3 separate regions of the Homo sapiens genome follow, and regions 1 and 3 are each linked to region 2. Evidence: read pairs that join two places in POLR2A ChIA-PET (ENCODE). Cell type or tissue: PC-9. All regions are shown on one strand. Links, peaks and the distances in the headings refer to the core of each region. The heading gives the core; the rest is flanking DNA.

Region 1 (10,486 bases), core at 743-8,742, 380 kb after region 2:
TTTTCTATTGTTTGGCATCGTTTCAGAAGGAATGGTATCAGCTCCTCTTTGTACCTGTGGTAGAATTCGGCTGTGAATGCGTCTTGTCCTGGGAGTTTTTTGGTTGGTAGGCTATTAATTACTGCCTCAATTTCAGAACTTGTTATTGGTCTATTCAGATATTTGACTTCTTCCTTGTTTAGTCTTGGGAGGGTGTATGTGTTCAGGAATTTATCCATTTCTTCTAGATTTTCTAGTTTATTTGCGTAGAGGTGTTTATAGTATTCTCTGATGGTAGTTTGTATTTCTGTGGGATCAGTAGTGATATCCCCTTTATCATTTTTTATTGTGTCTACTTGATTCCTTCTCTTTTTTATTCTTTACTAGTCTGGCTAGCGTTCTATCTATTTTGTTAATCTTTTCAAAAAACCAGCTCCTGGATTCATTGATTTTTTGAAGGGTTTTTCGTGTCTCTATCTCCTTCAGTTGTGCTCTGATCTTAGTTATTTCTTGTCTTCTAGCTTTCGAATTTGTTTGCTCTTGCTTCTCTAGTTCTTTTAATTGTGATGTTAGGGTGTCAATTTTAGATCTTTCCTGCTTTCTCCTGTGGGTATTCAGTGCTATAAATTTCCCTCTAAACACTGCTTTAGTTGTATCCCAGAGATTCTGGTATGCTGTGCCTTTGTTCTCATTGGTTTCAAAGAACTTATGTATTTCTGCCTTAATTTTATTATTTACCCAGTAATCATTCAGAAGCAGATTGTTCAGTTTCCATGTAGTTGTGCAGTTTTGAGTGAGTTTCTTAATCCTGAGTTCTAATTTGATTGCACTGTGGTCTGAGAGACTGTTTGTTATGATTTTTGTTCTTTTGCATTTTCTGAGGAGTGTTTTACTTCCAACTATGTAGTCAATTTTAGAATAAGTGTGATGTGGTGCTGAGAATAATGTATATTCTGTTGATTTGGGGTGCAGAGTTCTGTAGATGTCAGTTAGGTCCACTTGGTCCAGAGCTGAGTTCAAGTCCTGAATATCCTTGTTAATTTTCTGTCGCATTCATCTGTGTAATATTGATAGTGGGGTTAAAGTCTCCCACTATTATTGTGTGGGAGTCTAAGTCTCTTTGTAGGTCCCTAAGAACTTGCTTTATGAACCTGAGTGCTCCTGTATTGGGTGCATGTATATTTAGGATAGTTAGCTCTTCTTGTTGCATTGATCCCTTTACCATTATGTAATGCCCTTCTTTGTCTTTTTTGATCTGTGTTGGTTTAAAGTCTGTTTTATCAGAGACTAGGATTGCAACCCCTGCTTTTTTTTTTTTTTTTGGCTTGGTAAATATTCCTCCATAGCTTTATTTTGAGCCTATGTGTGTCTTTACACATGAGATGGGTCTCCTGAATACAGCACACCAATGGGTCTTGACTCTATCCAATTTGCCAGTCTGTGTCTTTTAACTGGGGCATTTAGCCCATTTACATTTAAGGTTAATATTGTTGTGTGAATTTGATCCTGTCATTATGATGCTATCTGGTTATTTTGCCCGTTAGTTGATGCAGTTTCTTCATAGTGTTGATGGTCTTTACAATTTGGTATGTTTTTGCAGTGGGTGGTACCAGTTTTTCCTTTCCATATTTAGTGCTTCTTTCAGGAGCTCCTGTAAGGCAGGGCTGGTGATGACAAAAATCTCTCAGCATTTGATTGTCTGTAAAGAACTTTATTTCTCCTTCGCTTATGAAGCTTAGTTTGGCTGGATATAAAATTCTGGGTTGAAAATTCTTTTCTTTAAGAGTGTTGAATATTGGCCCCCACTCTCTTCTGGCTTGTAGGGTTTCTGCAGAGAAATCAGCTGTTAGTCTGATGGGCTTCCCTTTGTGGGTAACCCGACCTTTCTCTCTGGCTGCCTTAACATTATTTCCTTCATTTCAAACTTGGTGAATCTGACGATTATGTGTCGTGGGGTTGCTCTTTTCAAGGAGTATCTTTGTGGTGTTCTCTGTATTTCCTAAATTTGAATGTTGGCCTGTCTTCCTAGGTTGGGAAAGTTCTCCTGGATAATATCCTGAAGAATGTTTTCCAGCTTGGCTCCATTCTGCTTGTCACTTTCAGGTACACCAATCAAATGTAGGATTGGTCTTTTCACATAGTCTCATATTTCTTGGAGGTTTTGTTTTTTCCTTTTCATTATTTTTTCTCTAATCTTGTCTTCACACTTTATTTCATTAGGGTGATCTTCAATCTCTGATATCCTTTCTTCTACTTGATCGATTCAGCTATTGATACTTGTGTATACTTCACGAAGTTCTCATCCTGTGTTTTTCAGCTCCATCAGGTCATTTATGTTCTTCTCTAAACTGGTTATTCTAGTTAGCAATTCCTCTAACCTTTTTGCAAGGTTCTTAGCTTCCTTGCATTGCTCCTTTAGCTCAGAGAAGTTTGTTATTCCCCACCTTCTGAAGCCTACTTCTGTCAATTCGACAAACTCATTCTCCCTCCAGTTTTGTTCCCTTGCTGGTGAGGAGTTGTGATCCTTTGGAGGAGAAGAAGTATTCTGGTTTTTGGAATTTTCAGCCTTTTTGCACTGGTTTTTCCTCATCTTCATGGATTTATCTACCTTTGGTGTTTGATGTTGGTGACCTTCGGATGGGGTTTTTGTGTGGACATACTTTTTGTTGATATTGATGCTATTCCTTTCTGTTTGTTAGTTTTCGTTAAAATAGTCAGGCCCTTCTGCTGCAGGTCTGCTGGAGTTTGCTGGAGGTCCACTCTAGACCCTGTTTGCCTGGGTATCACCAGCAGAGGCTGCAGAACAGCAAAGAATGCTGCCTGTTCCTTCCTCTGGAAGCTTTGTCTCAGAGGGGCACCTGCCAGATGCCAGCCAGAGCTCTCCCGTATGAAGTGTCTGTTGATCCCTGCTGGGAGGTGTCTCCCAGTCAGGAGGCATGGGGGTCCGGGACCCACTTGAGGAGGTAGTCTGTTTCTTAGCAGAGCTCGAGCACTGTGCTGGGAGATCCACTGCTCTCTTCAGAGCCAGCAGGCAGGAACGTTTAGGTCTGCTGAAACTGCGCCCAGAGCCACCCCTTCCCCCAGATGCTCTGTCCCAGGGAGTTTTATCTATAAGCGCCTGACTGGGGGTGCTGCCTTTCTTTCAAAGATGTCCTGACCAGAGAGGAGGAATCTAGAGAGGCAGTCTGGCCACAGTGGCTTTGCTGAGCTGTAGTGGGCTCCACCTAGTTCAAACTTCCCAGAGGCGTTGTTTACACTGTGAGGGGAAAACCGCCTACTCAAGCCTCAGTTATGGCGGATGCCTCTCCCCCAACCAAACTCGAGTGTCCCAGGTCGACTTCAGGCTGCTGTGCTGGCAGCGAGAATTTCAAGACAGTGGATCTTAGCTTGCTGGGCTCCATGGGGGTGGGATCCACTGAGCTAGACCACTTGGCTCCCTGGCTTTAGTCCCCTTTCCAGGGGAGTGAATGGTTCTGTCTTGCTGGCATTCCAGGCACCACTGCGGTATGAAAAAAAACTCCTGCAGCTAGCTCAGTGTCTGCCCAAACGGCCATCCAGTTTTTTGCTTGAAAACCAGAGCCCTGGTGATGCAGACACCCGAGGGAATCTCCTGATCCATGGGTTGCGAAGACCATGGGAAAAGCGTAGTATCTGGGCTGGAATGCACCGTTCCTCAAGGCACAGTCCTTCATGGCTTCCCTTAGCTAGGAGAGGGAGTTCCCCCAATCCCTTGTACTTCCTGGGTGAGGCAACGCCCCACCCTGCTTCGGCTCACCTTCCGTGGGCTGCATCAACTGTCTAATCAGTACCAATGAGATGAGCTGGGTACCTCAGTTGGAAATGGAGAAATCACTGCCTTCTGTGTTGATCTTGCTGGGAGCTGCAGACTGGAGCTGTTCCTATTCAGCCATCTTGTCGGCCGCCCACTTGTTATTGTATTTTTAAGAAATATTTTCCATCCACAGTTGGCTGAATCCTTGGAACAGAGGGCTGACTATAATAACTATTGTTGTTATCCAAAGCCTCAGAGCTGTCCTTGAATCCCCTATTCCTTACCTCTGCAAGTACCTCTTTTGACTTACTTCAAAATTAAGTCTAAATCCAGCCAGGGTTTGGCATGTCTATTGCTGCCACTCTAGTGCATGCCACCTGGATTCCTGTAATTGTTCTCCTGGCTTCCACTCTTGGTCCCTGCAGTCCCCACCAAGCAGGCAGTCATCTTGATCTTCAGATGGCTAAATCAGAGCATGACACTGAATGAAAAACCCAAGCCCTTCCCCAGGATCTGCAAGAACTGAGCCCTTCTGGTCTCTCCACCTGTGTGTTGATCAGCTCCAGCCACAGTAGCCTTCTTGCTGTTCCTAGAATGGACCACGCTTGCTCTTACCACAGGGCCTGTGCACTTGCCAATTCCTCCATTTTCCTGCCAGGATGCGGTCAAGGCTGTCCCATTCTCATGACTCACACTTCAGCTCACACATCCCTTCCTCAAAGCAGGCTTTATTTTTAAAAAATGTTTATTTATTTATTATTTTTATTTTTTGAGATGGAGTTTCACTTTGTCACCTAGGCTGGAGTACAGTGGTATGATCTCGGCTCACTGCAACCTCCGCCTCCCGGGTTCAAGTGATCCTCTCACTTCAGCCTCCTGAGTAGCTAGGATTAGAGGTGCCCGCCACCAAGCCTGGCTACTTTTTGTGTTTTAGGAGAGATTGGGTTTCATCATGTTGGCCAGGCTGGTCTTGAACGCCTGACCTCAGGGGGTCCACCCTCCTCTGCCTCCCAAAGTGCTGGGATTACAGGCATGAGCCACTGCGCCTCACCTAAGCAGGCTTTTATGACCCCCTTTTCAATGTTGCCCTCAACATATGGGCATCACTTTCTTCACAGCAGCATTTGAAATGATCATTTTTAGTGGTTTATGGTTTGATAGCTCCTATGAGGGGCATATCTTATCTATTTTGTTCAGCTTTATGTTCTCAGAGCCTAGAGAGCGTGCCTAGAAAATACTTACGGGTATCATACATATTTTGCTAAATGAATGAATAAAGTTATGACTGCTATTATTGTAACTTCTTTTCTTTTTCAACAAGCATACCCTGAGGTATTGTAACTCCTTAAAATGTCTGCAGTAAGCTAAAAGCAAATGGTAGGTTTCAAAACAGTATGGCACCATTTTCCCTTTTCTAAAATTTTGTTTCCAAAAACATATGCACACACATATCCATGTTTACACATACAGATGCATATAATATACATAACACACACGTACATTATACATACCCAAATGTATATACAAACATCTATAAGGGGATACATCAAAATATTAATATTTTTCTTTACAATCAAGATACATATGTTTTAAAATCAGAAATAATCTATAAAACAATTTCCATTTCAAAAACATCAAAGTTAAAACAATGTTTTTGATAAAGAAAACAAACAACAGGAAAAGGAGAATGTCCTAGGACCTCAGCTTAAGCCAATGAACAGCACCTTTCATTTTATTTCCAAATTCCTGACAGCCAAAGGGGTCTTGTGCTGCTCCCAGACATCACACGTGCTGGTCTGGAGAGACATGGTCTTTCCTGATGTTCAGCTCCGGGAGGAACAGAGCGAGCATGGGAATGTTGAGATAAAGGGCGTTGTGCAACATGGTGAACAATGTCCTCAGCTTCGTCAGTGACACTGACACATTCTTCAATAACTATTTGTCACATCCACCCTCTATAAAAACTAGGGTATAACATCAAATCACAACTCAGCAAAGATATTTTTGCATGTGACAAAACTTAAGTGCTTGCATACATTGCCCAACTCGTGGATGGAATCACAGGCTCTTATATAATGCTGACAGCATGCCAGGCTGTGTTCTAAGTGCTTTACATATATTAACTGGTTTAATTATCCTATTAACCGTAGGAGATGGGCACTGTCATATTGCCATCATCATACCCATTTTACAGATGAATAAACTAGGTACAGAAAAGTTAAGCAACATGCCTAAGGTCATACAGCTAGTCAATGGTAAAGCTGAGATTTGAACCCACGCAGGCTGGCTCTGGCACTCTGGGCTCCTTACCACTAAGCAACACTGCCCCCCAAAAACCAGGGGCCTGGGGCAGTTACGCATTCCTTTCGACTCACACTGACTTGTCTTCTTGTCCACCCAGATATTTTGACATTCGATTAATTTAATCAGCCTAGCCAGGCATATTCCATATGGCATCATTCTTCAATTAAGCATGGCTAAAGGCAACTGGCTTGTAGGCTTGGCACAGTAGTTTAGAATGGCAGGAATGTGTGTTTTGGGGGCAGATTGCCTAGGGTTTGAATCACAGCTCTAGCGCTTTTAGCTGTGTAACAGGAAATGTAACTGTTCCAAGCCTCAGTTATATCATCTAGAAAGTGAAAGAACTAACACTGACGTCTTATTGGGGTTGTGGAGATGAAAGGCTATCATCAGTATGAATGTGTCTGTCCTAATACCCAATTCTGTTGAGAAGGTATGTGATAAAAATTAGCTATTGAGAGGCGAAGCCCACCAGCCATTCATTTATTCAGTTTCCTCTTCCATAAAATGGGGAATAATCATATTTACTTCGTAGGGTCGTTCGAGTGATTTAATCCAATAATGAATGTACAGTGCTTAGCACATGTACTATCCGTGCTTAAAAGTCAGTTATCATTGTTGTCATCACTTGCTGCTAGTATAACAAGGTGGGCAAGAGTGGAGGCTTGGCCAGGCATAGTGGCTCACGCTTGTAATCCCAGCACTTTGGGAGGCCGAGGAGGGTGGATCCAGGAGTTCGAGACCAACCTGGGCAACATCATGAGACCTCATCTCTACCAAAAATAAAAAAAAACTAGCTGGGCATGGTGGCACGTGCCTGTAGTCCCAACTATTTGGGAGGCTGAGACAGTGGAATCAATAGAGCCCAGGAGTTCAAGGCAGCAGTGAGCTGTGATCAGGCCACTGCACTTCAGCCTGGGCAATGGGAATAAGACACTGTCTCAAAAAAAAAAAAAAGAAAAAAAGATTGGGGGCCCTTCAAAGTCACCCAAGCTGGGCTAAAACCATGGATTCCGGGGCAGGTTACATCATCTTTCTAAACCTCACTTTCCTCATCTGAGAAATGGGATAATAACAGTCCAAATGTGACAATGGGTGTAATGCTTTGGCATGCTGCCCGGCAATTAAGCCCTTAGCTACTATTCTCTCTAATGTATGTTTACTGGCTGCCCACTTGGTCCTAAGCACCTGTCCCTCTTGGGCAGGAGTGGGCTGATTCTCCAGCTGAGGAGTCCTGGGCTGGGGTCAAGGGTCTCCATTTGAGGATCCTTGGCTTATAGACCATCTGGTCCATGGCTGACACACATACCACACTAGAATGACCAGCTGCCCCCAGGAAAGCGAGCCTGGGTCCTGGCAGAGTGGGTGGGTGGAAGACAAGCTGTCTCAAAGCTCAGAAATGAGCACGTCCTAATGCCTCTGAGCTTGGCAGTCACCTTTGGGAAGCTGATACCCACCTTCAGGGCCAGACACCCAGTCCCAAGTCCTGGCCTGAGGGCCAGGGGAAGCTCTGGTCTTGCCAGCATCCCAAGCAGTCGCTTTGTGCCTGAACAGAGCTTCCTTTGTGTGGTGGCAGCAGCAGATAACTGCTCCTGGGTGGCAGGTTACTCACTGAAGTGCAATCCCTGATTTACTAACTGGAGCAATTGCTAGGCTGTGCCAGCAAGGCTACCGTGTTGGCCTCCAGGGGCAGGTGCCACAAGGGCTGTCACTGTATCCTGGGGAGGACCCCAGAGCCTCTATTCCAAGATGTCCAAGCTACATCCATTGACCCCATAGTGGGGTTTGGAACTTCAAGAAGGGGCTGGGCGCGGTGGCTCATGCCTGTAATCCCAGCACTTTGGGAGGCTGAGGCAGGTGGATCATTTGAGGTCAGGAGTTCAAGACCAGCCTGGCCAACACAGTGAAACCCCGTCTCCACTAAAACATACAAAAATTAGCCGGGCAGTAGTGGCACATGCCTATAATCCCAGGTACTTGGGAGGCTGAAGCAGGAGAATTACTTGAGCCTGGAAGATGGAGGTTGCAGTGAGCTGAGATCGAGCCACTGCACTCCAGTCTGGGCAACAGAGTGAGACCTTGTCTCAAAAAACAAAACAAAAAAAAAAACAAAAAAAACACAAAAAACACAAGAAGGTCCTTAGAAAACCCTGGACATCTTCAAGCTAATGGATCTAAAGTTTTTCTGGTGCTAACGGCAACCCCGCCCAGCAGGAATTATCATCTGTACTTTGTAGATGAGGAAACTGAGGCTCAGAGAAGTTGAAGTTAAGCAAGTGGCCCAAAGGACCTCAGCCAATCCAAAAGCCTTTCTTGCTGCCCAGTCCTGACATCCCTGGTGGTGGTGAAAACAGGGGAAGCCTGAGGGTACTGATTAATCACCACCGTTTAATCTCGTTGAAAGCAGTTATTAAGTTGGTGCAAAAGTAATTGCGGTTCTTGCCATTACTTTTAATGGCAAAAACTCGTCAACTTTTGCACCAACCTAATACCATGTGGCAGGCACAGGGTCAAGCAATGAGTGTGTATGGTCTCCTTCCATCTCAACATCACCTCCCCTGAGAGAGATGTCATTATTCCTCCTAACAGAGGAGAAAACTGAGACCCATGGAGGTTACTTGTGTGATCCCACAGCTGCTAAGTGGCAGAACCAGAATTTGAACCCACATTTCTCTGTGAGTAAGACAGATGGTGAATTATTACCAAATATTGATTGAAGCAGGAGTTGGTAACATGACAAGTCTTTTAAAACCCAGTTTTATTAAGTACAATACACATATGTACAGAAAAGTGTAATATACATTATAGAAAAGTGCACCAATCATGAATTTTCACAATCTGAACACCGCCATCCATACCTAGGTGCAAAAGCAGAACTTTCCCAGTAACACACACCCCCTCACTCCCCTGTCCTGACCATTATCCTGACTTCTAATCTCATCAGTTCATTTTGTCCTTTAGCTAAATGAAATCACACATCGTGTGTCCTTTTGTGCCTGGCTTCTTTCATAATTATGTTTGTGTACAGGAAGCCTGTTTTTCAATGTTTTATTATGAAAGTTTTCAAACATCACAGCAAAAGTTGAAAGCATTTTATAGTGAATATCCTTAAACTCACCATTTAAATTCTATGAATGTTGTACTGTACTTGCTTTTCTTTCACATAAAGCCATCCCTCTAGACATTCATTAATGCTTCGACTTCATTATAAATTTTAAAGTAAATTGCAGACATCAATACAATTTCCTTAACTACTTCAGCATGCACATATATTTGCTCACAACTTTTATCCTTTTGATGTAAAATTTATATATGATGAAATGCACAAGTGCTTTTTATTGAGTTTTCATAAATGCATACACCTGTGATCCCAAACCCTCTCAAAATAAAGAATATTCCCCTCACTCCAGGAAGTTCCCTCATGCCCCTTCCCAGTCAATACTCTCCCCTCCAGCACACTAGGCAACCCACTGTACCAATATTTTTCCACAGTAGATTGGTTTTGCCTGTCCTGAAAATTCATATAAATGGAATGATACCTTATATAATCTCTCATGTAAGGCTTTTTTCATTCAATGTAGTGTTTTGAGATTCATCCATGTTGTTCCTGCATATCATTAATTCATTCCTTTTTATTAATGGGGAGTATTCTTTTGTAGGCCTATACTGCGGTTCGTTTGTCCATTTTCCTATTGATGGACACCCGGGCTGTTGACAATTTGGGGCTATTATGAGAAAGGTGCTATGTGCACTCTTCTACAAGGCTTTTTGTGAATTTGTGTTTTCATTTCTTTTGAGTAAATACTTAGGAGTACAACGACTGGGTCACAGGGTAGGTGTATGTTTTATTTTACAAAAAAATGACAGATCTTTTTCCAAGGTGGTGGTACCATTTTATTGCACCACCAACAATGTATCACTTTGTCACCAACAATGAATGAGAGTTCCAGTTGCTCCACAGCCTCATCAACATTTGGTCTAATTTTATTTTATTTTATTTTATTTTTGAGACAGAGTCTTGCTCTGTCACCCAGGCTGGAGTGCAGTGGCACGATTTCAGCTCACTGCAACCTCCACCTCCCAAGCTCAAGTGATCCTCCCACCTCAGCCTCCCAAGTAGCTGGGTCTACAGGCATGTGTGGCCATGCTGGGCTAAATTTTTGTATTTTTTGCAGAGACGGGGTTTCACTATATTGCCCAGGCTGGTCTCGAACTTCTGAGCTCAAATGATCCACCCCACTTCAGCCTCCCAAAGTGCTGGGACTACAGGCATGAGCTACCACACCTGGCTGGTATTGTCCATCTTTTTAATGTTTCTGGTAGGTATGTAGTAGCAGCTCACTGTGGTTTTAATTCACATTTTTATGAAAAAGCACCTCTTTCTCCAGATGGATACAGTTCCTTGCCAAGACTCACCGCTTAGCAAGCAGAGCA
Region 2 (10,486 bases), core at 745-8,744:
GGGCTGTAGACTGTGGGGTTTTTTGACCAAATCTTTTGTGTGTGTGTGTGTGTGTGTGTGTGTGTGAGCCTATGAATTATACTGAAAATCCAAATCAGGCCAGGCACGGTGGCTCACACCTATAATCCCAGCACTTTGGGAGGCTAAGGCAGGCAGATCACCTGAGTTCAGGAGTTCGAGACCAGCCTGGCCAACATGGTGAAACCCCACCTCTACTAAAAATACAAAAATTGGCCAAGTGTGGTGGTGGGTGCCTGTAATCCCAGCTACTTGGGAGGCTGAGGCAGGAGAATTGCTTGAATCTGGGAGGCAGAGGTTGCAGTGAGCCGAGATCATGCCATTGCACTCCAGCCTGGGCAACAAGAGCAAAACTCCATCTCAAAAAAAAAAAAAAAAAAAGCCCAAATCTTACCTCTTTTTATAACTACTTTGATAGCAAAACCCACCTCCTCCAAGAAGCATTCTCTGGTCTCCCTTTATTGAGTCTTACTGCACAGACCACTGTCTACCTTGTATTATATGTGTCCATTCCACATCTTGCTTCCTGGATTGTGAGCTCCTTGTCTTGTGAGTAATATCTGGGTCTGGGAGTGGAGTCATCTTTGTATCTCACTTGCTCAAAAAAGTGTCTCCTAGCACAATGGTATCCCCACAGTAGACTCTTGGTGGAGGTCTTTTGATAGCAGCCAGAGCTGAGCAAAACAGTCTTGGGGAGATGGAACTCAGCCCAGCCAGGCAAGGCAATTTGATGGCCTCAAGCTCCCACTCCTCAATCCCAAGCCCATGACAGACACTTCTCACCACTCCAAGTCCTTGTGCCTCCTGAGCCTGACCATATTTCTCACCCTAGTGTTCCTGGCCCGGAGAACCAGACTTGCAGAAAGAGGTTGGAACCACAAGCAGCAGCCCTGAAGCAGAGTGTGAACTAGAAGGATGGTGCCTGCCCAGGCTCTTGACCTTGTGAACAGGCCACCAGGACAGTCACTCCTAAAATGGGTTTGGCAGTGGAGGTGGGACAGCACTGGGCAGGGAAGGAACTTAAAATCTCTCTAGTGATATAGGTCCCAGGGGAGGTTTATTGATATAAGGCAAAATATGGAAGCTTTCCTAGAGGAGAGATGAAAAGGGCTGGCAAAGGAGTTGTTTCCTGAGTCAATTCCTTTAATAAATTCCTCCTGGGGTTTCCAGCACCTCAACTGGCATGAAGCCTGGCACAAAGTAAGCATCTAAGTATTTAAAATGGATTTATAGAATCAATGAATGTCTATTAGGAGAAAAGCAGCCTTCTTCAGACCCACTTCTGTGCTTCTTTTTCCCTTGGCTGCCAGCAAGCCCAGAGCTCAATGCAGTGTGGAAGTGCAGTCACAGGGCCATTCAAGGTCGGTTCTTGATTTATTTATTGCTCCTTTTAGTGGTTTCTAATGCCTTGCTTTTATTTTAACTGCCCCAATTTATAATGTAGCCACCTCTACTCTTTTTAAGGAAAGAATGTGTAGGCTGGGGGTGGTGGCTCATGCTGTAATCCCAGCACTTTGGGAGGCCGAGGCAGGCGGATCATTTGAGGTCAGGAGTTAGAAACCAGCCTGGCCAACATGGTGAAACCCTGTCTCTACTAAAACTACAAAAATTAGCCAGGAGTAGTGGTGGGTGCCTGTAATCCCAGCTACTTGGGAGGCTGAGGCAGGAGAATCACTTGAGCCTGTGAGGTGGAGGTTGCAGCGAGCAGAGATCGCACCATTGCACTTCAGCCTGGGCGACAGAGCGAGACTCTGTCTCAAAAAAATAAAAGGAAAGAATGTGTAATGTATAGGTTAAGAGCAAAGGATTGTTATTAAGGTCTTCTATCTATAGTCCCTTTCTCTAATGTCTACGGGTTATCAAAGAAACTCAGTCTTCCCTGTGGGGCCGAAGGATTCCATCCCCAGCCTGCTGTCCACTCACCATTCATCACCCCCACCCAGGCTGTCTGGATTCACTCAGTCTCCCCAGACCTTTCCTGGACCTTCCTTCTGCATCATCATCTCCAGCCTCTCTCCTGGGCAGAGCAGAGCTAAATGATGTCTGAGGCCTCTTTCCACTTTAGTCAAGGTTAAGTGCCAAGGCTTTAGAAGGAAACATCACTGAGTTCAAATCTCAGGTCGGCCACTGATAGGCTGTGTGACCTTGGGGAAAGTTACTCAAACTCTCTGAGCTTCAGTTTCTTCCTCTGTGAATGGGGAAACTAATCCCTATGTTCTGTATGTGCAGATTAAATAATTATTTAAAACTAATTAAGCAGGAGATTGGTTGCCTGATTGAACTATCAAGAGTGTTGGATGTGGTGGAAAGAAAACAGTCCTGAGTTCGGAATCTCAGGTGCTCAGGGTTTGAGCCCTGGCTCTGGCACCAGCTGGATCTATCCAGAAGCCACCTACTCTCTCTTGTCCCAGTATTGCCATTTGTAAAGAAGATTGGGGGATAACGATGAGTGCTTGGCACTGTGCTAGCACTTTCTACACATTATCTCATTTAAATCTCAAAACAACCCTTCAAGAATCTTATTATTTTCTGTATTTTATAGATGAAGAAATTGGGGCTCAGGAATGTTAAGAAACTTTCTGGGGGCTGGGTACCATGGCTCATACCTGTAGTCCCAGCACTTTGGGAGGCTGAGGTGGGCAGATCACTTGAGCCCAGGGCTTAGAGACCAGCCCGGGTAACATGAAACTCCATCTCTACAAAAAATACAAAAATTAGCTGGGCATGGTGTTGTGTGCCTGTAGTCCCAGCCACTCAGGAAGCTGAGGTGGTGGATTGCTGGAGCCCAGGAGAGTGAAGCTGCAGTGAGCCGTGATCACACCACTGCACTCTAGCCTGAGTGACAGAGCAGACCCTGTCTCAAATTAAAAAAAAAAAAAGGGACTGGGCACAGTGGCTCATGCCTGTAATCCCAATACTTTGGGAGGCCGAGGTGGGTGGATCGCCAGAGGTCAGGAGTTCAAGACCAGCCTGACCAACATGGTGAAACTTCATCTCTACAGTAAAAAATACAAAAGTAACTGGGCGTTGTGGCTCGCCTGTAATCCTAACTACTCGGGTGGCTGAGGCAGGAGAATCACTTGAACTTGGGAGGTGGAGGTTGCACTGAGCTGAGATCATGCCATTGCACTGCAGCCTGGGCAACAAAAGTGAAACTCTGTCTCAAAAAAAAAAAATTTTTTTAATAAAAGGAAGGAAGGAAGGAAGGAAGCAAGGAAGGAAGGAAGCTAGGAAGGAAGGAAGGAAGGGAGGGAAAGAAAGTTGGCCAGGCACAGTGGCTCACACCTGTAATCCCAGCACTTTGGGAGGCCAAGATGGTGGAGCACTTGAGGTCAGGAGTTCGAGACCAGCCTGGCCAACACCGTGAAACCCCATCTGTATTATAAATAATAATAATAAAAAAATCAGCCAGGCAGGAGAATCACTTGAACCTGGGAAGCAGAGGCTGCAGTGAGCCACGATCCTGCCACTGCACTCCACCCTGGGCAACAGAGTGAAATTTTGTCTCAAAAAAAAAAAGAAAGAAAGAAAGAAAAAGAAACTTGCTGGGGACATTGGGAATCCACTCTCTTGTCCATTTATTTGAAAACTAGGATCCCATCCAGTTGCTTTGCATTCTCCCCTCCCATCTCCAAACAAATACTTGGTAAATTAACTGACTAATTAGAAATCTGCAACACTGCCGGGCATGGTGGCTCACACCTCTAATCCTAGCACTTTGGGAGGCTGAGGTGGGCGGATCACCTGAGGTCAGGAGTTTGAGACCAGCCTGGCCAACATGGCAAAACCCCATCTCTACTAAAAATACAAAAAAATTAACCAGGCATGGTGGCGTGTGCCTATAATCCCAGCTACTTGGAGGCTGAGGCAGGAGAATCGCTTGAACCCAGGAGGTGGAGGTTGCAGTGATCCAAGGTCACGCCACTGTGCTCCAGCCTGGGTGACAGAGCAAAACTCAGAAAAAAAAAGAAAAGAAATCTGCCAACAGGACAGTTTTGTTGAGTCTTTCCAAATATCTTCTTCCTCTTTCAATTATTTTATAATTCAGCAACTTCTCTTTTAGAGAATGGACTAATAATGCTTACATTCATAACATACTTGACAATTTACACAGCCTGGGAAGGCTCACGGCTATTATGTGAGGCAGGTTTTGCTCAACTATTCCATGAGCAAATAGATTCAGAGGGGGCAAGTCCTTTGCCCAAAAACCCATAGCAAGTGGCGGACAAAGCCAGGACCTGAGTCCTTTTTTTTCTCTCTCTTTTTTTGAGACAGAGTCTCGCTCTATCACCAGGCTGGAGTGCAGTGGCGTGATCTCAGCTCACTGCAACCTCCAAATCCCGGGTTCAAGAGATTCTCCTCCCTCAGCCTCCCGAGTAGCTGGGAGTACAGGTGCGCGCCACCACACTCAACTAATTTTTTGTATTTTTAGTGGAGACGGGGTTTCATATTGGCCAGGATGGTCTTGATCTCTTGACCTCTTGATCCGCCCTCCTCGGCCTCCCAAAGTGCTGGGATTACAGCGTGAGCCACCGTGCCCGGCCAGGACTTAAGTCCTTGTGTCATGACAAGGTCAGATTGGTAAAGAGGCAGGATGGAATGCATGACTCTGCATAGGGTGAGGGGCCCTGATACCACGCACAATCTTTTGTCTTTATTTCCAGGGGCAAATCCCATCTATTTTCTCTCTCTTTTTGACTTTTATTTTTCTGACCATTTTTTCTCAGTAATGCCTTCATTGCTACCATTAGCTGGCCTTGAGTTATTGTTATTATTATTTACTTTTTGTAGAGATGGGGTCTCACTATATCACCCAGGCTTGTCTCAAACTCCTGGCCTTAAGTGATCCTCCCGCCTTGGTCTCCCAAAGTTCATGCTCAGATTACGGGCATGAGCCACCACACCCTGCCAGGCCCTAGACTTTAGTCCTTTCCCCACCTTACTGGTGGAGTCTGGACCTTCTCACCGACAAGGATTTACCCATCAGGCTGTTGGGCTTTGGAGTCAGATAGCACTGAGTTCCGATCTTGGCTCTGCCAAGTACTATTAGCTTTTTGTTCTCAAGTAAAGACACTCACTTCATTCATCTCTTTCATTCAGTTCCCTCATCCATAAAACAGGAGTAACAAGTAGTACTTGTCTCATCAGTGGTGGGGAGGCATGAAGACTAACTGAGTTAGCTCAGGCCTAATACAGTGCCTGCCACACACTAAGCCCTCCATGAATGGCAGCTTATATAGATGCTATATATGTGAACACATTAGAGCTTTCTCCTCACTTTCTCAAGTTCTTTGCTAGTTGGTAACCAATGAGAGTGACGATGTCATCTCTATTGTGCCCTTGGGCTGGTAGGAGGAGTGTCAAAGAGGGAGATGAGAGGCAGGAGGGAAGGGTGGGACAGGAAAGCAGAGGGGGAAGACCCTGTCTCCACTCAAGACTTTTAGAGATGAAAGAACAGGAAGCTGAGATTGTGCCAGGGAGCACCTGCTAGCTTGCCGTCATGACGAGAGCCCTGGATTAAGGAGATAGGAAGGATGCTGGTTCCAGTCCCAGGTGGAACTGATGGCTGTGTAACCTCAGGCACAATAGCCTCCTTCTCAGTAGGTCCATCTGCACCAGGAGTGTTTTTTTTTTTTTTTCTTCTAGAGTCTTGCTCTGTCACCTAGGCTGGAGGCTGGAATACAGTGGCGAGATCTCAGCTCACTGCAGCTGCCTCCTTCCAGCTTCAAGCAATTTTCCTGCCTCAGCCTCCCAAATAGCTGGGATGACAGGTGCCTGCCACCATTTTTCTATTTTTAGTAGAGATGGGGTTTCACTATTTTGGCCAGGCTGGTTTTGAACTCCTGACCTCAGGTGATCCACCCGCCTCAGCCTCCCAAAGTGCTGGAATTACAGGTGTGAGCCACTGCACCCTGCCAGGAGTGGTTTTTTGATGAGATCTCAAAAGGTCCTTCAAACATGGCAGTTATGCAATTAATCACATGGGGCAGAAAACAGGGGTGTTGTCAGATTGCAAAAGAGCTGGCGAGAGAAAGGCAGATCACGAAAGCCTGGGGCAGAAGTTCTCAAACTTCGTGGTCTCAGCGACCCTTTACCGTCTTAAAAGTTACCTTGGCAATAAATAGCTTTTGTTGATGTAGGTTACACCTATTAGTACTTGCTGTATTAGAGACTAAAACTGAGAACTTAAAAAAAATTAATAATCCTATTGCATGTTAATAGAATTTTTTTTTTTGAGACCGAGTCTCAGTCTGTCACCCAAGCTGGAGTGCAGTGGTGCGATCTCGGTTCAATGCAAACTCTGCCTCCCGGTTTCAAGCAATTCTTCCACCTCAGCCTCCTGAGTAGCTGGGACCACCACACCTGGCTAATTTTTGTGTTTTTAGTAGAGACAGGGTTTCACTATGTTGGCCAGGCTGGTCTTGAACTCCTGACCTTGTGATCCACCCGCCTTAGCCTCCCAAAGTGCTGGGATTACAGGCATGAGCCACCACGCCCGCCCTGAAGTAACATATTTTTAAATGAAAATAACTTTTTGTGGCAAATCTCTTTAATTGTCTGGTTTATGAGAAGGCAGCTGGATTCTTATCTCTGCTTCAGCATGCAAACTGTTGCAATATGTTGTTGTGGTTTAACTATGTGAAGAAAATAAATTTGCCACTCTCTCCTGAGTGCTTCCTTTGTGGCAGGCACTGTGAAAGGCCTTTTACAAGCACTGTGTCCTTTTCTGTTGTTGTTCAAATCCATACTATATATTTATTTTTATTTTTATTTTTTGTTTGTTTTTGAGATGGAGTCTCACTCTGTCACCCAGGCTGGAGTGCAGTGGTGCGATCTTGGCTCACTGCAAGCTCCGCCTCCTGGGTTCACGCCATTCTCCTGCCTCAGCCTCCCAAGTAGCTGGGACTACAGGCACCCGCCACCATGCCTAGCTATTTTTTTATTATTTTTTTGTATTTTTAGTAGACACAGGGTTTCACCATGTTAGCCAGGATGGTCTTGATCTCCTGACCTTGTGATCCGCCCGCCTCAGCCTCCCAAAGTGCTGGGATTACAGGCGTGAGCCACCGCGCCCGGCTTTTTTTTTTTTTTTTTTTTTTTTGAGATGGAGTCTTGTTCTGTTGCCCAGGCTGGAGTGCAGTGGTATGATCTCAGCTCACTGCAAGCTCCGCCTTCCAGGTTCACACCATTCTCCTGCCTCAGCCTCCCAAGCAGCTGGGACTACAGGCGCCCACCACCACGCCCGGCTAATTTTTTGCATTTTTAGTAGAGACGGGGTTTCACCGAGTTAACCAGGATGGTCTCGATCCCCTGACCTTGTGATCCGCCTGCCTCAGCCTCCCAAAGTGCTGGGATTCAGGCTTGAGCCACCACGCCTGGCCAATTTTTTTTTTTTTTTTTTTTTTTTTTTTTGAGACAAAGTCTCACTCTGCTGCCCAGGCTGGAGTGCAGTGGCACGATCTTGGCTCACTGCAAGCTCCGCCTCCCAGGTTCAAGTGATTTTCCTGCCTCAGCCTCCTGAGTAGCTGGGATTACAGATGTGCACCACCATGCCCAGCTAATTTTTGTATTTTTAGTAGAGACGGGGTTTCACCATGTTGGCCAGGCTGGTCTCCAACTCCTGACCTCAGGTGATCCAACCACCTCCACCTACCAAAGTGCTGGGATAACAGGCGTGAGCCACCACACCTGGCCCGTACTATATATTATTTTTAAATGTTTTCATTCTATTTTTGATGGACAAATAATAATTGTATATATTTATGGAATACAATGTGATATTATGATACACGTATCAAAATTGCTAAAAGAGTAGATTTTAAATGTTACCACAAAGAAATGCGCTGTCTCCTTTATCCTCCAAACTGCCCTTGGAGATAGACTGTCTCATTTTCACGATCTTATCTATGAGGAACCAGAGGCTCAGCTAGACTGGATTTGCCGAGGTCACAAAGTTTGTAAATGGCAGAGTCAGAATTCAGACTCATATATCTGGTGCCAGACCCTGACCACAGAAGTTGGGCAGCCTAGATGTGAAACCACCTTTGCAAAATTATGACTGAGACTGTGAAAGAGATCTAACTTAACTGACTCCATCTTGCTTCTAACCTCCAAGGTGTCCTTGTTCATTCCTGGGCTGAACTAACTTTGGGAGAAACTTAGTTTAAAACTAAGACAATAACAGCCCTTTCCCAAAGTACACCTCCTTCTTGGCTGGGGACTAGATTGCCTTTGTAGGACTAATATTAGGCACAAGATTAGAAATTATGGTTTAGGGTCTGGTGTGGTAGTTCACGCCTGTAATCCCAGCACTTTGGGAGGCTGAGGCGGGTGGATCACTTGCGGTCAGGAGGTAAGACCAGCCTGGCCAACATGCTGAAACTCCGCCTCCACTAAAAATACAAAAGTTAGCCAGGTGTGGTGGTGCATGCTGTAATACCAGCTACTCGAGAGGGGGAGGCAGAAGAATCACTTGAACCTGGAAGGTGGAGGGTGCAGTGAGCTGAGATTGCGTCACTGCACTCCAGCCTGGGCGACAGAGGGGTCTCTGTCAGAAAGAAAGAAAGAAAAGAAAAAAAAGAAAGAAAAGAAAGAAAGAGGGAAGGAAGGAAAGAGAGAGAGAGAAAGAAAGAAAGAGAAAGAAAGAAAGAGAAAGAAAGAAAGAGAAAGAAAGAGAAAGAAAGGAAAGAGAAAGAAAGGAAAGAAAGAAAGAAAGGAAAGAAAGAAAGAAAAGAAAGAAAGAAAGGAAGGAAGGTTTAGGAGTCATGCAGCTGGAGGCTACAAGATTCTGACCCTCCCTAAACTGCTCCTGCGATCAGTGCTTGAGATACTTTGCAGACCCTGCACTTGATGGATCAGCTGGCACCACCCAAATCCATAAACTGGCTCATGTGATCTTGTGGCCCCCACCCAGGAACTGACTCAGCGCAAGAGGACAGCTTCGACCCCCTGTGATTTCATCCCTGGCCAATCAGCACTCCTGGCTCACTGGCTCCCCGCAACCAAACAAACTGTCCTTAAAAACTCTGATCCTTGAATGCTGGTGGAGACTGATTTGAGTAATAATAAAATTCCGGTCTCCCGCACAGCCAGCTCTGCATAAATTACTCTTTCTCTATTGCAATTCTCCTGTCTTGATGAATCGGCTCTGTCTAGGCGGCAGGCAAGGTGAACCCCTAGAGGCTTATAGACGGAGGGGCATGGGGTCTCTCTTATACTTCTGGGCAACCATCTCTTCCCTGATCTCTTTTTTTTTTTTTTTTTTTTTGAGACAGTTTCACTCTTGTTGCCCAGGCTAGGGTGCAATGGTGCAATCTCGGCTCACTGAAACCTCCGCCTCCCAGGTTCAAGCAATTCTCTTGCCTCAGCCTCCCAAGTAGCTGGGATTACAGGCATGTGCCACCACGCCTGGCCAAGTTTGTATTTTTAGTAGAAATGGGGTTTCTCCATGTTGATCAGGCTGGTCTTGAACTCCCAACCTCAGGTGAACCGCCCGCCTTGGCCTCCCAAAGTGCTGAGATTACAGGCATGTGCCACCGTGCCTGGCCTCCCTAATCTCATTTTTATCCTTCCCACCTTGGACCATTTTACCGAGCCACGTTTCCAGCTACCAACCAAATTGTCCTTAAAATCTCTGATCCTCGAATGCTGGGGGAGACTGATTTGAGTAATAGGACACTAGAATGGTCGCTCCAAGGGAGTTAAGGCTTATTATTTGTTTTGTTCACTCCCGTATCTTAAGTGCACCTGCCTCACCCATGGTCACTGCTCAGTAACTCTTTCTTTTTTTAATTGTAGGCAACCTTTATTACAGAAGTCCCTTATTTTAAGTGACTTTTTGCCGATTTTAGATTTGAAGGGAAGGTCTACAGTTAAGCTTGGAACCACTTAGTATCCAAGAGGGTGGCAGGAACATGCAACCCCTCAAAGCAGGTGGCATGGGTGCCATTGGGAGGGGATCTGGGGCCTGTCTTGTGCCCTAAATCTTCCTCCACCTGAGACGTGCACCCCAGTGTACCAGAGATGCCTAAGACTCCAATCCCCCAGCTCTGGCTGTGTGGAAAAGGTGCCTACTTCACAGAATCAAGCTTCAGTTGACTACATGCCAAAGAGAGACAAGGTTAAGTGTGGCCTTTCATGGTGTCAAGAAGCAGTTAGTGTCCTGATTTCCCCTCCATCCACTCGCCGACCTGCTGCAGCCTCCCCGGGCACCTCAGGCATAGAAGATGAGCTCAGGGATCTGCCCACCCTGGACCCCAGTCCCGTTGGTGCTGTCCGAGGAGCACTGGAACTGGAAGGCCACCTTTCTGCACTGCACTTGCGTCATCCCCTCCTGCCCAAAGTAGCTGAGGTTGCTGCCGTCCAGAACAGCACTGGCCATGTAGAAGGTGTCTTGTTCAACCTGGACCGGGTGTTCAAACCAGACCGGGAAGGTGTTACTGGATCTGTCCGACATGAATTTGGTCAG
Region 3 (10,486 bases), core at 1,579-9,578, 610 kb before region 2:
CTGGTCGTGGTGGTGCATGCCTGTGGTCCCAGCTACTCAGGAGGCTGAGGCATGAGAATTGCTTGAACCTGGGAGACGGAGGTTGCAGTGAGCCAAGATCGCGCCACTGCACTCCAGCCTGGACAACAAAGCGAGACTCCATCTCAAAAAAAAAAAAAAAACAGTCTCACTATGTTGCTCAGGCTGAAGGGCAATGGCTATTCAGAGGCATGAACATTGCACACTACAGCCTCAAGCTCCCAGGCTCAAGCAATCCTTCTGCCTCAGCTTCCAAGTGCCACTGGTGTGCATGACCACACCTGGCTTTAGTTGAGCAAGTACTGAGCACCTTACATATGTTAAAACATACTACAATTCATCCTGGTGTAGATATTAAACTCCCTTTTAGAAAAATGTATGCATAGTGAATGATATATTTACATTTAGGTCAAAATGCTTCTGAAGAAATCACTATAGAGTATTAAAGTGTATCAGGAATCATAAATAGGTATTACTAAGTTTGCATGTCAAAGGTCAGCTTTATACACTTAATAGGAAAGTAGCCTCAAATTCATCCTAAGTTTTGGCAGCCAGCCTCCAAGGTGGCCCTGATGATTCTCACTTCATGGTATTCTAGCCCTGGGTAGTCTCCTCCCATACTGAAGAGGGTTGACCTGTGTGGTCAATGAGATACTGTGGAAATGGAGTCTTCCTATTCACTTTGTGGGGGAAGCCAGCTACATGAGAATATTCAGTATATGCAGAAGTCCACTTGCCTAGGAAGTGAGGTGTAGTCATGCACGTGAGCCACCTTGAAAGCAAATCCTGCAACCCTAGTCAAGCCTTCAGATTACTTTTTAAAAAAAAAAAAAAAAAGACATGGTCTTCCTCTGTCACCCAGGCTGGAATGCAGTGGCACAACCACAGCTCACTGAAGCCTCAACCTGTCGATCTGCTGGGCTCAAGCAGTCCTCCCACCTCAGCCTCCCGAGCAGCTGGGACTACAAGTGTGTGCCACCATGCCTGGCTAATTTTTAAATTTTTTTGTAGAGACGAGGTCTCACTATTGTTGCCCAGGCTGGTCTTGAACTCCTGAGCTCAAGCGATTCTCCTACCTTGGCCTCCCAAAGTGCTGGGATTACAGGTGTTAGCCACCGCACCCAGCCTGCAACCTCTTAAGAGTCAGAATCACTCAGCTAAGTGACTCTTGGATTCTTCACCCAGAGTAATTGTAGAGGATAATAAATGTTTGTTTTAAGCTGCTAAGTTTTAGGGGGGTAATTTGTTATGCAACAACAGGTAATGCATAGAAACCTGTCCAATATAACTCATGGAAATTTTGTCTTGCCATTTCATCTATTGGGATGGGAAAAGATTGAAGGACTCTTAATTGTGAACAGTCAAAAGGTTGAAAATGTTATAAGAAGTTGCTTTAAAGAGCAGCTCATAAATCAATCTTTGTAGGAAAGCTGACAATTTCCAACTATGGGGTACAGAAGTTGGGCCTTGGAGTATACTAGGTAATTCATTTTCTTAAAACTGAGGACCAGACCAGGTACTCTGTACCTCCAGTAAAGATCAATGATCACAAGGGAGAGTCACACAGGAACTAATGGAAGAAAAGGAACCCAAACTCAGACTCCTGCTGCTCCCCTCTCATTACTCGTCACATGCTTAGTTTTTTAGACCATTTCTGCCAAAGTAAACAACAGTAAATAACAGCCCAACTTACCTTTACATCTGTATTTCCTACTCCTTTTATTTCAGGCACCCATGAGTCAAACCAAACAGAACCAACCACCAGTCAAGAAAATTACGCCTTCTTAAAAACTAATCTATACCTCCTACCACACACACAATGTGATTTTTCATACAAATCACATTGTATTACACTTCAAACATCTCACTTGAGTTCTAATTATGAAGGCAGGGTCATGTTTTATGTTTTTGTGTACCTGAGGCTTAACACAGCACCTCTAGGCATATTTCAGTAAATACAGCTGGTATACGTCGTGCCATTTGACTTCTGTATTTTAGTTCCTTCTGCTTTATCATCTTAGAACACACCCTTCTCATATACCTCTGTATCTAAAATCCTGGCTTACTTCAAGTATCATCCCAAAGAAATATTCTAATTTCTACTACCACCTACCCCCATTGTCATCCTACCTCATATAAAACAGAAGTAATCCCTACCTCATCTGAACCCCCACAGAATCTAGATCTCCTACATTAAATCTTAGTTGAATGAATTAAGAGATTGAGTTCAGGACTCGTCTCCTGGAAGTCTTCCTTGAATCTGCCCTCCTTTGCTCTATCCCAACATGCACTACAATGTATTAAATCATTTGTGTGCATGCTCCACCAGCATACCCTTCCTTCTCTGATGGCACCTAGAAAGGATCAACATGCTTTCAGGACACTATCAAAAACAGTGTTACCACACTGACAGTATGGCCATTCTCATCTTAGAAATGCCTCTTTCAACTAAAAATGAATATTCTTTCTTTTTTAGATAGCAGATATATCAATTTACATGAAGAGTTCGAAGGCTAGAACAATAAGCCCAGGTACATTAAGACTAATGGTAGAAAATCGGAGGTACCAAGGCCCTATGAAAACCAAAACCACCCCACCTTCTTTGCTGCTGGCCAGATTTTGGCAGCTGAACTCAGTTAAAGTTCATGTTCCTGTTTTCTTGATAGATGTCAAAATGTAATCTAGAGCCTGCTATTCAGTATCACCTGGATGCTTGTCAGGAATGCACTCTCAAATGGTCCAGCCACCTTAGAAAATAGTTTCCCGGTTCTTTAAAATGTTAGTTACCATATGACCCAATAATTCCACTCCTAGGTATATTCCCAACAGAAATGAAAACATACTTTCACACAAAATCTTGTACATAAATGTTCATAGCTGTATTATTCATAATAGCCAAAAAATGGAAACTGATGCAGGGACACAGAAAACGTGCTATAGCCATACAATGGAGTATTATTCAGCCACAAAAAGGAATGAAGTACTGATACATGCTACAACATCGATGAACCTTGAACACTAAGTGAAAGACGCCAGGTACAGAAGTCTATAAAACGTTATGAAATGTCCAGAAGATATAAATTAAGGCAGAAAGTGGATTAACAGTTGCCAGATGCTGGTGGAGGGGAAAAGGGTGGAAGGGAGAGGGGGATGGGGAGTGATAGGTACAAGGTTTCTTTTTCAGCACGGTGAAAATGTCCTGAAATTAGAATGGTGATAGTGGAACAACTCTACATGCTAAAAAACAGTTAATTGGACAGTTTTAAAGAGTGAATTTTATGGTATGTGAAATATATTTCAAACTACTTTTAAAAAAAGAGAAAATAAATTCAAATTCTCCAGGTTGACCCCAGACCTACTAAATCAAAATCTGCATTTTAACAAGATCCCTGGTGATTCCCATACACACTGAAGTTTGAGAAACAGTGATTTAAAAGATACATGGTCAAAATTGTTCCTCTGGTTAATCTCATTCACAGAATAGTTAACTTGATTTCACTAGGGTGAATTTTTTCTGCCACAATTGCTTGCTATACAATTAAATGCTCATATTGATTCTACAACTTCTGGTTTTTCCCTCAAAAATTTGCAAAGTTTTAGTACTGGTTGGAACCTGCACCGAACTAGGAGCAAAGCCTTGGCACTTTTTCTTTTTTCTATTGAGACAGGGTCTCGCTTTGTCGCCCAGGCTGGAGTGCAGTGGCTTGTTCTCAGCTCACTGCAGCGTTGACCTCCCAGGATCAAGTGACCCTCCCACCTCTCAGCCTCCCAAGTAGCTGGGGTGAGAGGTGCACAACATCAGGCCCAGTTAACTTTCTGTCTTTTTAGTAGAGATGGGGTTTTGCCACGTTGACCAGGCTGGTCTCGAACTCCTTAGCTCAAGCAATCCTCCTGCCTGAGGCCTCCCAAAGTGCTAGGATTATAGGTGTGTGCCACCACATCCGGCACACATGTATTTTTTAATCCTCAACAGTACTGGGTATATAGAAGATGCTGTCACTTTAATTAAACCACCAGTTTTGAAGGGAGTGGCAATAACATACGTAAAGTGAACAAAGAAGGTAGAGAATCTAATGGGAAATAAGACAAAAAAAACTCACTCACTTCAGAAAAGTTTATTAAAGGTAAAATCAGATTTACAGAGTATAAAACAATAAGGGATAGAGGTGAAGAGGTTTCAAACAAACTATGAGTACAATAGAAAGTAAATTACCTACCTGGGGTTCTCACAGCACTTTTTCTTTACTTCTGCACAAAGCCTAATGTGTTTTTTAAAAAATCCTTGGAAAAGTCTCAGCAGTCATATATTCTCATGATTTAGCAGTTAAACAAAATGTCCACAATCCACAAAGAAAGAGGGGTGGACCTAAGTGACAGGGTACTAAACATATATACTATGATAAGCTCTGCTTCCTCTGTTCCAGTTCTTTAAATTTTGTGTCTGTGTTTTTTGGGGAAACGGTTATCATGCAAAATGACTGTCTTGGAAGCAGGAGTTGAGGAAAGGAAATTCTGGGCTCTCTAAAAAGCCTTCTTGCCTCCTTGGTGCAGTAAGCAGCATGTCTTGTAAAAAGCCTAACTTCTACCAGACTTATAACCATATTATGCAATTGGTACTTTTTTAACTAAGCAAATTTTATAAAGAATTTGAAACGTTTTGTGGGTACTTATAGCCAGGTACTGCACATAAATATCACACTCAAATTAAGAGTGCAGGCTCTGCAATCAGCCTGTATGGGTTCAAATATTGATCCCAGATCACAGTTATGCAAACTTAGGCCAAGTTACTTAATTTTTCTGCCTTCCTTTAACAATAAGCTTTAGTATTAGTACATACCTCAGAGAACAGTTATGAGAATTAAAAAAATATACGTAGTTTAAAACAGTACCTGGCACACACGAGTATTTAGTGTAGATGCACACAGAGCTTCTTTCATATAGAATGTGTCATATTCAGATTTACACACTAGTTATTAGTGTTAATGGGAAAATGGAATTAGCCTCATTTTATTAGATTTTGATTCCCTAAACTACAATTCTATCTGTATCATGTCAATAAAAATGAACTCCTTGAGCACATGAACTATATGCTAGTCTACCTTTGTATACTCCAGGATGGCGGAATGTGTCTTTTTACCACATGAGGTGATGCCATTAGTATATTCCAGGGCCTGGCACGACATCTATTACATGGGTGTGTAATAAATGTGGAATAATTTATTTCTGGTAATTTATGGATTATCTACAAAACCAATATAAGTGGATGTTATTAGAGACCTTTAAAAACCTATAATTTTACTCATATTTGCTGCAAATAAGAGTAATGCAAATGTAATGCTGAATGGAACTTTTGAGGCATTAAAGATTTTTTTCCTATATAGTGAGGAATAAAACTAAGACTTGATTGAAATAACTTTTTTAAAAAAAAGGATTTGAGCACAACAGGACAACAAAAATTGGCCCTTTGTACACTTCGGTGCAATTTCTGTCTTAGCTGCTGAGAAGCAGAGGAAAAGCACCACCTTGCTCAGAAACTACCTTCTCCACAATACTGAGAAACACACCAAACAGGGGCAAGGCTTTTTGAAGCTAGGAATAAAGAAGCTGCCCATCTTTACTAATAGGAAACAACGGGTTTTAAGGTACCCAGTAAGAGTCTTTCTTCAAAACAGACATCTCACTTACCTTTTCAGTATACTTCCTAAAAACATTAAAGACAGATGTAAGGCTTAGCTGGTAATTTCCATGAACTCAGTCTTTTCCTCTGACTGTGGTGGAGCAGACACGATTAAGCAGGTTTGGAAATGCTAGAAATGAATTCCTACTTCCCCTTGTATTCTTCAGATCTCATTTTCCCCCAAATTTCTGCAGTGGTTGGCTTCCATTTCAGCATCAGTCACGAAATCTTGAAGGTCAGACACAGTAAACAGGGAAGGACATAAAATTAAGTGATTTGGGCGTAGTTTTGAGTCTCACAACTTTAACAGGGATGAGTCATACATTAAAGTATGTCGAAATAAATTACAAGTTCTGTTCCTTAACGAAAATCAACTCTTAGTCAAGCTAAAGGTATTAGTTTGCTATAGTCTGAAATTCTGTATGTTCCTTTAATAAATGTTGAGGGGAAAAAAGATGTAATTCCCATGAAGACCAAACACAAGTTGATCAATTCAGTGTGAGTCTTTGTCCTTGATTTATTTTGCAGTACAAATGTGTAAAGGAAAAAACAAAGGGAATAAAAAATACTAGCAGATTGTTCTAAGTGATTTTCCAATTTGCCAATCAAATTTGAAGTATTTTATTTACCTACCAATTAAGTCAGAAAAAAGGAAGTGAATGTTAAATGATTATTAGTAGTATAAGCTTTAAGTTTAAAAGATAAGGGTTATTTAATTCAACTGTTTTCTTGGTTATAGGAAATTAGCATTCAAATTAACTTCATTAAGATAGGAGAAAAAATACTGAATAATTCATCTGGATGGAGTTAGCCAGGAAATGTCTTTATATTTTGCAAAATTATAAATTGAAACCAAAATCTGATATACTTCTAGGTTAGCAAACAAAATTCTTTTTATTTGCTTCCTATAAATCATTAAACAGGTTTGCTGTACTCACTCAGTGACACTTCAACTCCCTTTGAAACCCAAGTGACAGAACTAGGTCACTACTTTGGGAATGGAATTGTGAGTAGCTAGATCAGAGAAACACTGAGACTGACAAAACTTGCTTTTTTGGAAAATGGAAGAAAAAGTCATCAGTATGCCATAAGAGTTAGAGCATTCTGACCATAAAATCAGGCAGTTATCCTTGCTGACTGGTCCTGGATTCCAAATGACACATTCCTTCTCAATGTATTCAATCCATCAGCAGCTCAGAAGCAATCCACACTGGAGACCATTTAAAAACGTGCATTTTGCAATAACCATTATCTATCTTAGCAGCTAGAAAGGCAAAACAAAAGTTAGCATATCAAACTATCTTTAGGGGCTAGAGCAGAATATGAATTCATTAACGATAAATATAATTACTAGAAACAATGAAAACTGATCCAGAGGAATTTTAAGAAAACAAAAAAACCCTCAAAATGTCTATTATGCCAAGTACGGTCAAAGTATTCAAGCATCCTCCTCCCTCTCCACAACTTCTATTTTTTTCTCTCTTCTTTTTTCTTAAGGGGTGGGAGTCTTGCTATGTTGCCCAGGCTGGAGTGCAGTGGCTATTCACAAGTACAGTCATTGTGCACTACAGCCTTGAAGGCCTGGGCTCAAGCCTCAGCCTCCCAACTAGCTGAGACTAGAGGCACATACCACCGTCCCTGACTTACAACTTCTATTTTCAGGTTAGATTCCAGAAGTGTAAGAAGTATAAAATATCATGGATGATATTTAGTATTCACTAAACTGGAAGGAGAGCCAATGAATTTACTTATACTGCCCAATTAAATAATCAACATTGAACTCATCTTCAATCCCAGAAAAATCCATGAATGAAAACTGGACATAGCAACAATTGCTACTGATGCCAGACTGAAATAGCAAAGGGCAAGAGGAATTCATGCTACCTACTCTTCACTTTATAAAGAAAAATAAAGAAAAAATAAATTTAAAAAAGAAAAGGAATTTCATTTTTTCTGAGGAAAAAAACTGAGAAATTAAGTAAGACAGAGTTTGCAAATATATGAATGCTGGGCTCAATGTTTCTTAGTTTGCAGTTAAAAAGAAACATTCACAAGGAAAACAAATGTACATGTAAGTCACTTTCAAAGCAAAAAGATACTGCTTGGCCGGGGATGGTGGCTCACGCCTGTAGACTCAGCTACTTGGGAGGCTGAGGCAGGAGACTCGCTTGAACCCGGGAGGCAGAGGTTGCAGTGAGCCAAAGTCACACCACTGCACTCCAGCCTGGAGGACTGAGACTCAGTCTCAAAACAAACCAAACAAATAAAAAAACCAAAGCAAAAAGACACTGCTCAAAGCTAATCCATGGGCAGTACCTGCATTAAAACTGTTATCTGCAAATAAGGCAAAAATAAATACTGTTTGTTGCAGAGTGGAAATGCATCCTAGATTGGATTAAGCTAAGAGGCTTGAGAGGTGGCAACCACGGACTTCTGCTCTTAGACATCCTGGTTTGTAATATTTTGTTGTTCTGACAGCCAACTTGATCATTCTTCCTTGCATTATAAATTTTCACAGTAAATCTTACCTTCGGGGTCAGTGGTAACACCTATAATACTTGTTTGTATTTAAAATCCTCTAATATCCAATACATTTAATCACAGCCTCACTGACATCTCAATTGCCCTTGAGACTCAAAACAGAGGGGGAACTTCTGAGAAATGTAATTATTATACCTCTGTGCTTAGGTTGAAGACAACTTCATGATCTGGAGAATTAATTACTTTTTGTTTCTCTTCATGCCTGGTTTATAAGAAACTGAACATTGGACATGAGAAAAAGTAGAGGTCCTATCACTTTACAGGTGTTTTTATCATTCATTTGAAGTCTATTCCAAAGACATCAGTTATCCCACATATAAAGGTGCATATAAACTCTCACTTCAAAGTTAAACTACTCTGAGCTATTCATATTTGCATTCTTCTCTAATGGTGTAAATAATCAAGAACCAGAGAAGTTACGCCTTCATCGTAACAGCCATATTTCTCTGGCCTATATAGCAAATCCAGTTACATTTTAAAGTGTGTGCGTGGTTCTTTAAAACATTAATTTCAAACACATGAATAACATTATTGTTTTATTTAACCCAATATTCAGTGATCCCTGACTGGGTTGGGCTCAGTAACATGTCTTTCAAAAACAAAAAAAATACTAGACTCATATATATTTTTTGAGTAAAGCTGCTGGCTTTGTCTCCATACTTCCACTCTGTTCTCTTGACTCAGTTCTCAATTCAGGGCCAAAGTCAAGAGCAAAACTGAACCTGTAGGCTAGTCCTTGGTAAAAGTAAGGCAAAATGGCAACTGACTTGGCAATCTCTCCCAATTTGGGGATGCCCTGGACACAGTAAGCAGAGTCAAATGTAAACTACGTCCTAAGAAAATGGCAATTTCTGTAGTCTCAGGTCATGAAAATACATTTTTAAAAACTAATTGTCTGTTAAAATTATTTTAGTTGTGAAATGTTAACAATATCAGGATAAGGAGTTAGACAAAAAATCTTGGACATAATTTCCAGTTTTTTCCTATATATACTTTCTCAACAATCTAAAGCCACCAAAATTCTCTTCATGAAGTCTTATCCTATCTGTTGCCTAATGATGATGAAGGAGATCAGATTTGGGATTTACAGATGTCCTCCTCTGGAGACGCTTTTGCTCTGGGACTGATGGATACCAGTGCTGTTAGTCATTTCTGCTACCTGGATACAGAGCATCTGGTGTAAATTTGTGCATCCAGCCTGGCTCCCATTTTCCCCCAACAGCATGCTTAAGGAATGAAATGCTCATTTCATGTTAGTTGTAAGCAATCTACATACAAAGCATATCAGGGTACAAATTACTTAATATGTATTTTTATCATCTCCTACCTCCCTAATGCTGAACCCCACTCCATTCCCTGCAAACTTTTGTTTTAAATTTTAATTTGAGAAAATATTTTTCCTACATAATTGTCTTCTCCTAACATCTGTGGACATTCTTCCCACTTTCTTTGAAAAAGATATTATATCATGCTTCTGGAAATTAAGGGGAAAAAATCAGTGCTAAAACTAGAGGTTGAAACTAGAGGCAGATCTATAGTAGAAGTATATATTACTTTTCATAAAAATTCTCACCCAAAAAGTCCTATCAAAGGGGTTGCAAAGTTTATCTGGTTACCACCCTCCTCCCTTTCTTCTTGCCTTTGGTCCCATGAGTGAGCCTTAGAAATCATGGTCACCAGCAGACTGCCAGGGACAAAGTGAATGGAAGTTACTTTTGAGAAGGGGGATTCAGGCTGGGCATGGTGGCTCACGCCTGTACTCCCAGAACTTTGGGAGGCTGAGACGGGTGGATGACCTGAGGTCAAAAGTTCGAGACCAGCGTGACCAACGCAGTGAAACCCCATCTCTACCAAAAAGACAAAAATCAGCCAGGTGTGGTGGCAGGCACCTGTAGTCCCAGCTACTCAGGAAGCTGAGGCAGGAGAACTGCTTGAACCTGAAAGGTGGAAGTTGCAGTGAGCCAAGATTATGCCACTGCACTCTAGCCCGGGCGACAGAGTGAGATTCAGTCTCAGAAAAAAAAAAAAAAAAAAAAAAGAGAAGGCGGATTCCATCTTCCCTTTAGGTAGAGATGTGGCATGGAAGCAGTGACTGAAGCTACTGTAGTTTCATTGGCCAAAGGTTATAAATTTCTAGCCCAAACTTTCAAAGGAAAATGTCACCACTATCTTTTAATCATAGGTAAATCAGTTATTACCCTCTTCCTCTTTCATGAAAATACTAACATATGTACTCTAATACCATGATAC

The links. Peaks named below come from ENCODE experiments on the same cell type or tissue, not always from the same donor. Only the 100,000 strongest peaks of a DNase experiment are listed, where the experiment ranks them.
Region 1: POLR2A ChIA-PET joins it to region 2 with 5 read pairs; 1 of 35 experiments calls an interaction of 5 or more read pairs at or near these places.
Region 3: POLR2A ChIA-PET joins it to region 2 with 9 read pairs; 1 of 35 experiments calls an interaction of 5 or more read pairs at or near these places.

The regions. Positions count from the first base shown.
Region 1 is chr1:24,271,312-24,281,797 of GRCh38, forward strand. No RefSeq gene overlaps it. Among named protein-coding and RNA genes, the nearest start is that of GRHL3, 43 kb to the right of the region's middle. RefSeq lists an enhancer at 7,140-7,641. In PC-9, for the core only: no CTCF peak of the experiment used is centred there; DNase peaks (open chromatin) are centred at 5,720 and 6,290; H3K27ac peaks cover 1,818 bases.
Region 2 is chr1:23,891,240-23,901,725 of GRCh38, forward strand. The region is part of intron 1 of CNR2 (cannabinoid receptor 2); the gene reads right to left. It also overlaps the pseudogene BTBD6P1. Among named protein-coding and RNA genes, the nearest start is that of CNR2, 17 kb to the right of the region's middle. RefSeq lists enhancers at 5,859-5,918, 5,969-6,098. In PC-9, for the core only: no CTCF peak of the experiment used is centred there; a DNase peak (open chromatin) is centred at 6,032.
Region 3 is chr1:23,277,191-23,287,676 of GRCh38, forward strand. It overlaps LINC01355 (long intergenic non-protein coding RNA 1355), which reads right to left and starts at 8,328. Exons shown (of 2, transcript NR_110616.1): 1 at 7,920-8,328; 2 at 4,119-7,220. In PC-9, for the core only: no CTCF peak of the experiment used is centred there; DNase peaks (open chromatin) are centred at 1,781 and 6,021; H3K27ac peaks cover 3,535 bases.